Regions from separate parts of the Homo sapiens genome. Here regions 2 and 3 are each linked to region 1. A link is a loop called in an ENCODE intact Hi-C map of the cell type or tissue named here. Cell type or tissue: mammary epithelial cell. All regions are shown on one strand.

The links. A loop is a pair of places that touch in the nucleus more often than their neighbours do. Peaks named below come from ENCODE experiments on the same cell type or tissue, not always from the same donor. Only the 100,000 strongest peaks of a DNase experiment are listed, where the experiment ranks them.
Region 2: it touches region 1 in a loop (7-fold over the local background); 4 of 110 quality-filtered maps call a loop at or near these places.
Region 3: a loop joins it to region 1, with 27 times the contacts of the local background. A loop is called at or near these places in 8 of 110 quality-filtered maps.

The regions. Positions count from the first base shown.
Region 1 is chr11:13,182,332-13,184,831 of GRCh38, forward strand. No RefSeq gene overlaps it. Among named protein-coding and RNA genes, the nearest start is that of BMAL1, 94 kb to the right of the region's middle. In mammary epithelial cell, CTCF peaks have their summits at 858 (motif pointing right) and 1,434; a DNase peak (open chromatin) is centred at 1,140; H3K4me3 peaks cover 183 bases; H3K27ac peaks cover 622 bases.
Region 2 is chr11:13,015,337-13,017,836 of GRCh38, forward strand. No RefSeq gene overlaps it. Among named protein-coding and RNA genes, the nearest start is that of RASSF10, 7.3 kb to the left of the region's middle. In mammary epithelial cell, a CTCF peak has its summit at 1,250 (motif pointing right); no DNase peak of the experiment used is centred here.
Region 3 is chr11:13,383,679-13,386,178 of GRCh38, forward strand. BMAL1 (basic helix-loop-helix ARNT like 1) reads left to right here. Exons shown (of 20, transcript NM_001297719.2): 19 at 2,011-2,113. Among named protein-coding and RNA genes, the nearest start is that of BTBD10, 78 kb to the right of the region's middle. In mammary epithelial cell, a CTCF peak has its summit at 1,324 (motif pointing left); no DNase peak of the experiment used is centred here.

The DNA of each region.
Region 1 (2,500 bases):
TTCTTTTACCTTCAGCCATTCATAACGTCTTCTACTCCCCCCAAGTCAGCAGAGCAAAAATCTCTTCCCCTGGACTTGCTGTTCTTAGACTATATATATATGTGTGTGTGTGTGTGTGTGTGTGCGCGTGCGTGCGTGTGTGTGTGTTGTGGGAGGGAGGTGGTTGATCACATGGTTTGAAGACTGCAATACAATTGTAAATACAAATATTTATAATTTAGTGTTTTGTTCTTGTAACAACAGTATATGATAGAGCAAAATTGAAAACTAACTGAGAACGCACTGGAAAATCGGTAAATAAGAATATAACTTGCAGGAACAGTATTCAGGTATTAAAATAAATTAAAAGTACCTGGTAACAACTACAGTGATTGCCTTTGAGTGGGGATCCTTCTACTCTGCCTACATATTTATTTTTTTGAAAATAATAAGTACATAGTTCTTTTATATTTTTAAAAGTATTTTTAAATATAAGATTACTTAAAAGAACATAATTCAATACACATTTTTCAGTGTTTGCCATGTTCTATGGTCTCTGCCAAGGAAATCATAGACTAACAAAACTGTATCACTTACATTTTGTAAAGGATGATACCAATGATTTTCAAAAAGCCCATTATAGAAGTTAAGAAAAACATTGTCAGGATTCAAATAGAAAAATGAGCCAAAGATATAATCATAAATTCATTTAAAAAATAAAAATGTTGAAGTCCACAGGTAGGAAATCTTCAGTAAGCAAAAAATTCTAGCTAAAGCAACTTAGACATACCGTTTTTTATCTCTAAATTATTGAAAATGTCAAGCAGTGATAAATAACACTTAATGCTGTGGAGATTCAGTGAGGCTGGTTCCCCCAAAGACTGCAGGTGGCAGTGTAAACTAGAACAAATGTTTACATTTCAGGACGTCTTCAGAGTTCCACAAATATTTATTGAATGTCCATTCATTCTTTCGTGGTGGAATGGAATTCACACTCAGCCCAATCCACCATTAATTTAGAGGTAACCTGATTGCCAGTTAGCTGCAAGTTGATTTTCTGTATTCCGTAATGCTTCTAGTCATACACTTCATACTGTTTTCAAATGATGCAATTTGAAATGATGTCAGGAAAATTCAGCATCTTTCATTTCCTCTACTTATCAGCAAATCTATGACAGGTATAGAGGTGGTCAGAAACCTGCCAAAAATGCTCCACCATTATCTGGGGGACCAGGCATGTACATGGTGATGAAAGTTGTCAATTAAACATTGCCCAATATCCTTCTCTGGAATTCTTGCCTAACAGGAAACCCCCAGTTTCTGCAAAGAAATTAAAAGTAGCGACAGAGGCATCTTTCAGCCAAAACATTTAAGAAAGTCATTTATGGAATTCTCACTACCCTCTTGGAAGTCAAAATGAAAGACGATGTATTTTATACATAACTTTGTAAAGTCTGCCCTCTATCATTCCTCATAGTAAATGCAGCCAGTATCCACAGATTTATTCTGTTTCAGATGAGATGAGATCCTAAATATTTTTATCTACAATTTACTGAGCACCTTCAATATGCCAGGCAACTAGTAGATGTATAAATGTTTGATCCCAGGTTGACACTTACTACAGCTCCACAAGGCAATAAAGTGCCCTTATTCCTATTTCACATCTAAGGACACATGCTCAGGGAGGCTAAGTAACTATGTCGAGGACACACAGCTGATAAGTCAAAGCTCCTGGATTGTAACCTGGTCTGTCCAGTGATAAAGCTCATATAGTCTTTATTCCATGTCACATTGGCTCCAATTTGCTTCTATTCTGACACTTTAAAATGTAGATATAGCCATATATTTATTGACACTCATTATCATTTCAGAAAGCCACAGAGACACCTAGTCAAACATAAAGTTTGTCAGAACACATATGAAAGAAAAGACAACCATTCAAATGCTAACTCAAGGAAGCCTTCAGACTTTGTAAACGTGCTTTTTGTTGCATATAATTCTTCCTAGTTAAATGGGCTTTCAGGCCACAGCAGCTCAGTGATCTCGGTAAGATGCATCTCCAAGCTGTGCCATTTCTGGATATCGTCTGGCTTCATGGGGTATGAATGTTTAAACACTGGCTACTGGTATTGCCGTACGAACTCAGCAGAGCTCTGTTGAAATCTTCAGCTGAACCACTTAAACCAAGTAAACAACTCACCTCCAGGCAGTGTGTTCCCAGCACCTATCAGATTGTCAGAGAACTGGAAGGAGTCTGACAGAACAATTTCCAGGGTCATTGGTCTACATATGAGGCAGGGGTCTAATCGTTTGACTGATGTGCTCATGCTACTGGGTAACCAGTGGGTTCCCTACATGAGTCACTTCCAAACACCCTCGGCTGCCAAAGGAGAGCAGGTTTAGTCTCCTCAAAATGGAAGACGTGAAAGAAGGGCAAGGGCAGCTTCTACAAGATTCAGGAATGCTGAGGTTCCCACGTGGCGTCAGTTCAAATGGCAGGGGCGTGGGTTATATGTGTCTT
Region 2 (2,500 bases), 170 kb before region 1:
TTCACATGTATTTTCTCTGCATTAATCTTGTGAGATAGAACGTTTTAATCTCCAATGTTTACAGATAAAGGAACTAAAGCCATTCAGTTCATAAGTAAGAGATGCGGGATTCCAACCCAAGCCTGACCACAAAACCTGTGCCTTGTTGCTACACACACCTGATGCATTACGCACAGTAAGTGTTCAGCACATCCAGAAGAAAAAGTCCCCGGGACTCCAGAGCGTTGCCATTGGAAAGGCTTCAGAGATGATCAAAGTCTTGTCCAGGTATTTCTACCAGGAAAGTGGAGTACTTTTCGGAAGATCACACTTTTGCTAAATCTACTAGGTGAAGATTTAGTAAAATACAGAGGAGGGGAAATTCTTATGTAAATATTTGGGTGGCTGTCTGGGAGAATGAAAAAAAATTCTTAAAAAACGAATACTCCCTGTGTTAGCTTGGAGGTTTTGACTGAATGCCCCATGGACTGTTGTTGCTCTACAAAGCGCAGGTGCATAGTCAGTCAACAACGTGGACTCCTCAGCCATCAGGGAAGACAGCTGTGTGCTAGTCAGACTCACATCTGGAAGGTGGTACCAACCATGACCGTGCTGGTGGGAGCTGTCCCCAGCACTTTTAACAGGCTTTATTTCTGTTTGAGCCTCTGGGTACATGAGGATGTGGGAGGAGTCGAAGGAGGGAGTGCCAGGCTTTCCAAGGATCTTTGTGTGTGGCATTAGGTATGCACACCTGGCTGAATGCATCTTTGGCCACAATGACCCCATCGTGCTCATGGAGACCTTGCATGGATTGCTTTGAAGGCCTGCTTCCCCCAGCCTCTCCCCTTCTCATCCATTCCCATGCAAATCTCCTGTTTCAGACACTTCTAGGATTTCCCATAGCTTTCAAGATAAAATCCACATTTCTTAGCAGGTTTGTGAAGGTTGTTGGTTTTCCAGCTCAAGATCCCTCCTTTAGGTCCACCCTCCCCAACTTAAGACCACGGAATTGAGTTGATCCTATTTCTTCATTCAGGTCACACTATCATCCTCCTTTTATGCATGTGCCCTTTTCTATCTTCATTTTACTTCATGTTCTCCTCCCTCCCCATTCCCACTCCCATTTCCCTCCTTGCTCTTATGATAGGCCCCTATTCCAATGTATTAATTTACAACCTTCCAAACCATCTTATATATTCAAGGCTGCCATGTTGCATACCCTCAAGGGGCACCATTCATGTTGTATTCTGGCATCTTTCCCCAGAGGGCACCATTTGCATGGAAAACTGTGTGAATGGTAACCCTGAGGCTGAGCAATGTGCCAGCACAGTTCATATGGTTGTGTATGTATATGTATCCTTGACAGTAGACTGAAACTGTCTGTATGCTTGTGTTTAATATATATGACTTTATTGAGCTATAAAATTTATTATGTTTCTTTCTTTTTCACATGACATTATGTTTGTGCAAGCATTCTGCATTGGTATATGCAAATTTAGACCATTATTTTTTTACCTGCATGGTATTCTGTCTCTTTCTGTATTTCCTTAGTGAGTGATATCTAGGTCGTCACCAATTCCTTGCTATCTCAAACAAGGTGTCGATTAACACAGATAGAAATCGGTGGACATATGTGAGTGCTGAACTGCAGGATTGCTCTGCCAAATTGCTATACCCGGTTAGGCTCTTACTAGGAGTGAAGATTTCCATATTCCCCACAAGCACTTGATATTGATCAACCTTCTACTATTTGCAAATCTGTTTTAATTTGCATTTCTTTAAAATCTAGTAAAGTTAAGCTTCATCTGCTTATTATTCTTTAGGTCCCCCTTTTGTTAATTGCCTATGTTGTTATTGACCATTTTTCCTTTGGTTTCACTTTTCTGGCAGATTTTCAGAAGTTCCTTACATATTCTGAACATTACTTTCTTTTAACCTTAGAGCTAGTGTGAATATCTTCTATCTGTCCTCCATCTCTAACTGTGTCCCTGGTATCTGTTGTTGAAAATGTCTTTACTTTTAATGTAGTCAAATTTAGCATCCACCTCCCCTGTGGCTTGTGGTTTGGGGTTCTTGTTTAAGTAATGAAGTCACAAAAATATGGTTCTATATATTTTCTTCTACTAGCCTCATACTTTCTCTCTCTCTCTCTCTCTCTCTTTAGTTCTTTCTTCCTCTATCCCTCCTTTCTTCCTTCCCCCTTATTTCTTCTTCACAGATAAAGTGAAATACTTCTGTGGAAATAATCTTTATCTTATCAAGTTTTACCCTAAAGAATAGTTTAAATCCTGATTATCCTGAAATGTAGACTAAATTTTTGTATTTTTGGTAAAGACAGGGTTTTGCCATGTTGGCCAGGCTGGTCTCGAACTCCTGGCCTCAAGGGATCTGCCCGTTTTGGACTCTTACAGTGCTGGGATTACAAGCAAGAGCCACTGTGCCCAGCCTAACTTTCTTTTTCTTTTTTTCTTTTTTTGACAGTCTTGCTCTGTTGCCCAGGCTGGAGTGCAGTGGCATGATC
Region 3 (2,500 bases), 200 kb after region 1:
TCTCTACTAAAAAATACAAAAAAAATTATCCAGGTGTGGTGGTGTACCTGTAATCCCAGCTACTCCGGGGACTGAGGTGGGAGAATCACCTGAGCCCAGGAGGTTGAGGCTGCAGTGAGCTGAGATTGTGCCACTGTACTCCAGCCTGGGCAACCAGAGTGAGACCCTATCAAGGAGGGAAGGAGGAAAGGAAGGAAGGGAGTGAGGGAGGGAGGGAAAATGTCCATCATTACTTTTATAAAATTCTCAAGCACACATCTTTTTAATGCTCTGTGACAAAATGAGAAGTACACAGAACTTGTGCTGCATACCAAAGTATGATGTTTGTCTCAAAAACTACTTGTGTGATTAAGTTGTGAGTTGAACTAGCTACTATTTTCATTGGACACCATTTTTATTGTATATGGTCATTCGGTTTTGGGTATTTAGAATACTTTTTTTTTGGAAATGAATGAAGTGAACCTGTCACTTTAAGGAAAATGACTGACATTTGTTGCCAATGATAAAATCTGAGCTTTCAAGCAAAAATTGGAATTTTTAGAAAACTTGTCTCTGCTACTTTGACCTTGAGATCTTCCTAAAACTTAAAAAATGTTGTTGATGAGATAGGGAGTATTAATAATAGTGATATTTTGATGCTCTATAATGAAATGTGTCAATATATAGAAGATCTGCATAACTCAGTGAACCAATATTTTGTAACTAAACAATGCAAGGTATTTCAAAATCATGTAAGGGTAAAAGATCCATCCTAAGTGCCAAGATATAAAGAGTACAAAACATTCATTGATATGGTTTCAGATTCCACATTGCAACTCACCTTTAAGAAACTTCTACGTGTCAAGTTTTGAAGTGGTATCAAAAAAGAATACAATTATTTGAAAAGTCTATTAAAATATGCCTCCCTTTTCCAACTACTTATCTGTGGGAGGTTGGATTTCCTTCATATACTTGAATCACAAGACGTATCTAAATAGACTGAATGGAAAAACATATATGAGAATCCAGTTGAAAATTATTAAGCCAGACATTAGATTTGCAAAAATGTAAGATAATACTCTGCCTGGTAATTTTTTGTTACTGTTTTAGAAAATAGTTATTTTTCATTAAAATACTATTCATTATTTATGTTAACATGTAGCGGGTTTATTACATTTAAGAAATCTATTAGTTTTAATTTCAAATACAGTAAATATTGATAAATACAGCCTACATAAGCAAAAGTTCTTTGGAGTCCTCAATGATTTTTTTAAGAGTGTAAAAGGGTCCCTAGACCAAAACGTTGCTGTGGAAATAAAGTAAGTTATAATGCCACCTGCTGGCAAAGCCTGAAATCATTGCTGCTCCTGAAAGCAGCAGCTACCAAACTGTTTCCTCACGTATATCCAGATAGGTCTCAAAGAATGCTCTTCTTTGAGACTCAGCCAGGGGAAGGCAGCTGGGGTGAGTGGGGGAGATTTTGAGACAGAGTTCTCTTACTGAGTAGTAGTAATAATCCTCCCCAGTAGCCTGTCTTAACTTAAACCACAGGTTACTGAAGTTGGCACCTGTAGTATAAGAGATTTACTTCTGTTTTCTTCATTTGACTCCTTGAGCTGTGTCTCTTCACAGCTTGTTAACTCCACTTTTTCTTCTTCAGAAATATCTGTCACTATAAGATGTTTTATTCCCTTATAGGGGAAACGTCTAGCTGGGCTCATTGAAGTTTAGGCATTGGTCCTAAAGAAATATGTGGGCATCATGATTCCAGGCAGTTGAATGCTCTTGGGATTTTATTCAGCCTTTAAGTTGCCTCTGTGGGCTCACTAAAATGGAGAGAAAAGAATAGTTCGGGGGAGAGGTTTTTTCTTACTCTGACCATGTCTGTCTAACAGTTCCTTGTTTGAAATCATCCAATAGAAAACTGAAGCCATTTGAAGCTTCTCCCCACCCCACCCCATGCTTCATTTTCCTTTTGGCATTGCTCATAATACTGATTCAAACTTCACACTTCCCTCCTTTTGTTTGTAGATTTTAAATGGAGGGACTCCAGACATTCCTTCCAGTGGCCTACTATCAGGCCAGGCTCAGGAGAACCCAGGTTATCCATATTCTGATAGTTCTTCTATTCTTGGTAAGTGGCATCATTATTCGTTTCCATTGCAATGAGCTTGCAAAACATCTTACATAAAGTCAATTTTAAGAACTGAACTGTGTGAAACAAGCTAATCCTAGATAAATTTGATAGGAACAGAATAAAAGTTTAAAATTTGTTTAAATCTCTAAAAAGTTGACCAGTATTTGAGTTTTGGTGGAGGTCCAAGTTTGTGCCTGGAACTCAAGAGGAGGCTACAGCTACCTAGACATAGGCTTTCTCCCATGTGGGGCATAATCTCTTCAGAGAGAGAAGGCTAATGAAGGTTCAGAGATAATGCCTAGAAGGGTGATTAGTAAGCATATCAGAAGGTATTAAAAGTCATTAAGTGAAAAGAGTTTGCTTTTCCCATCACATCCATCTTTT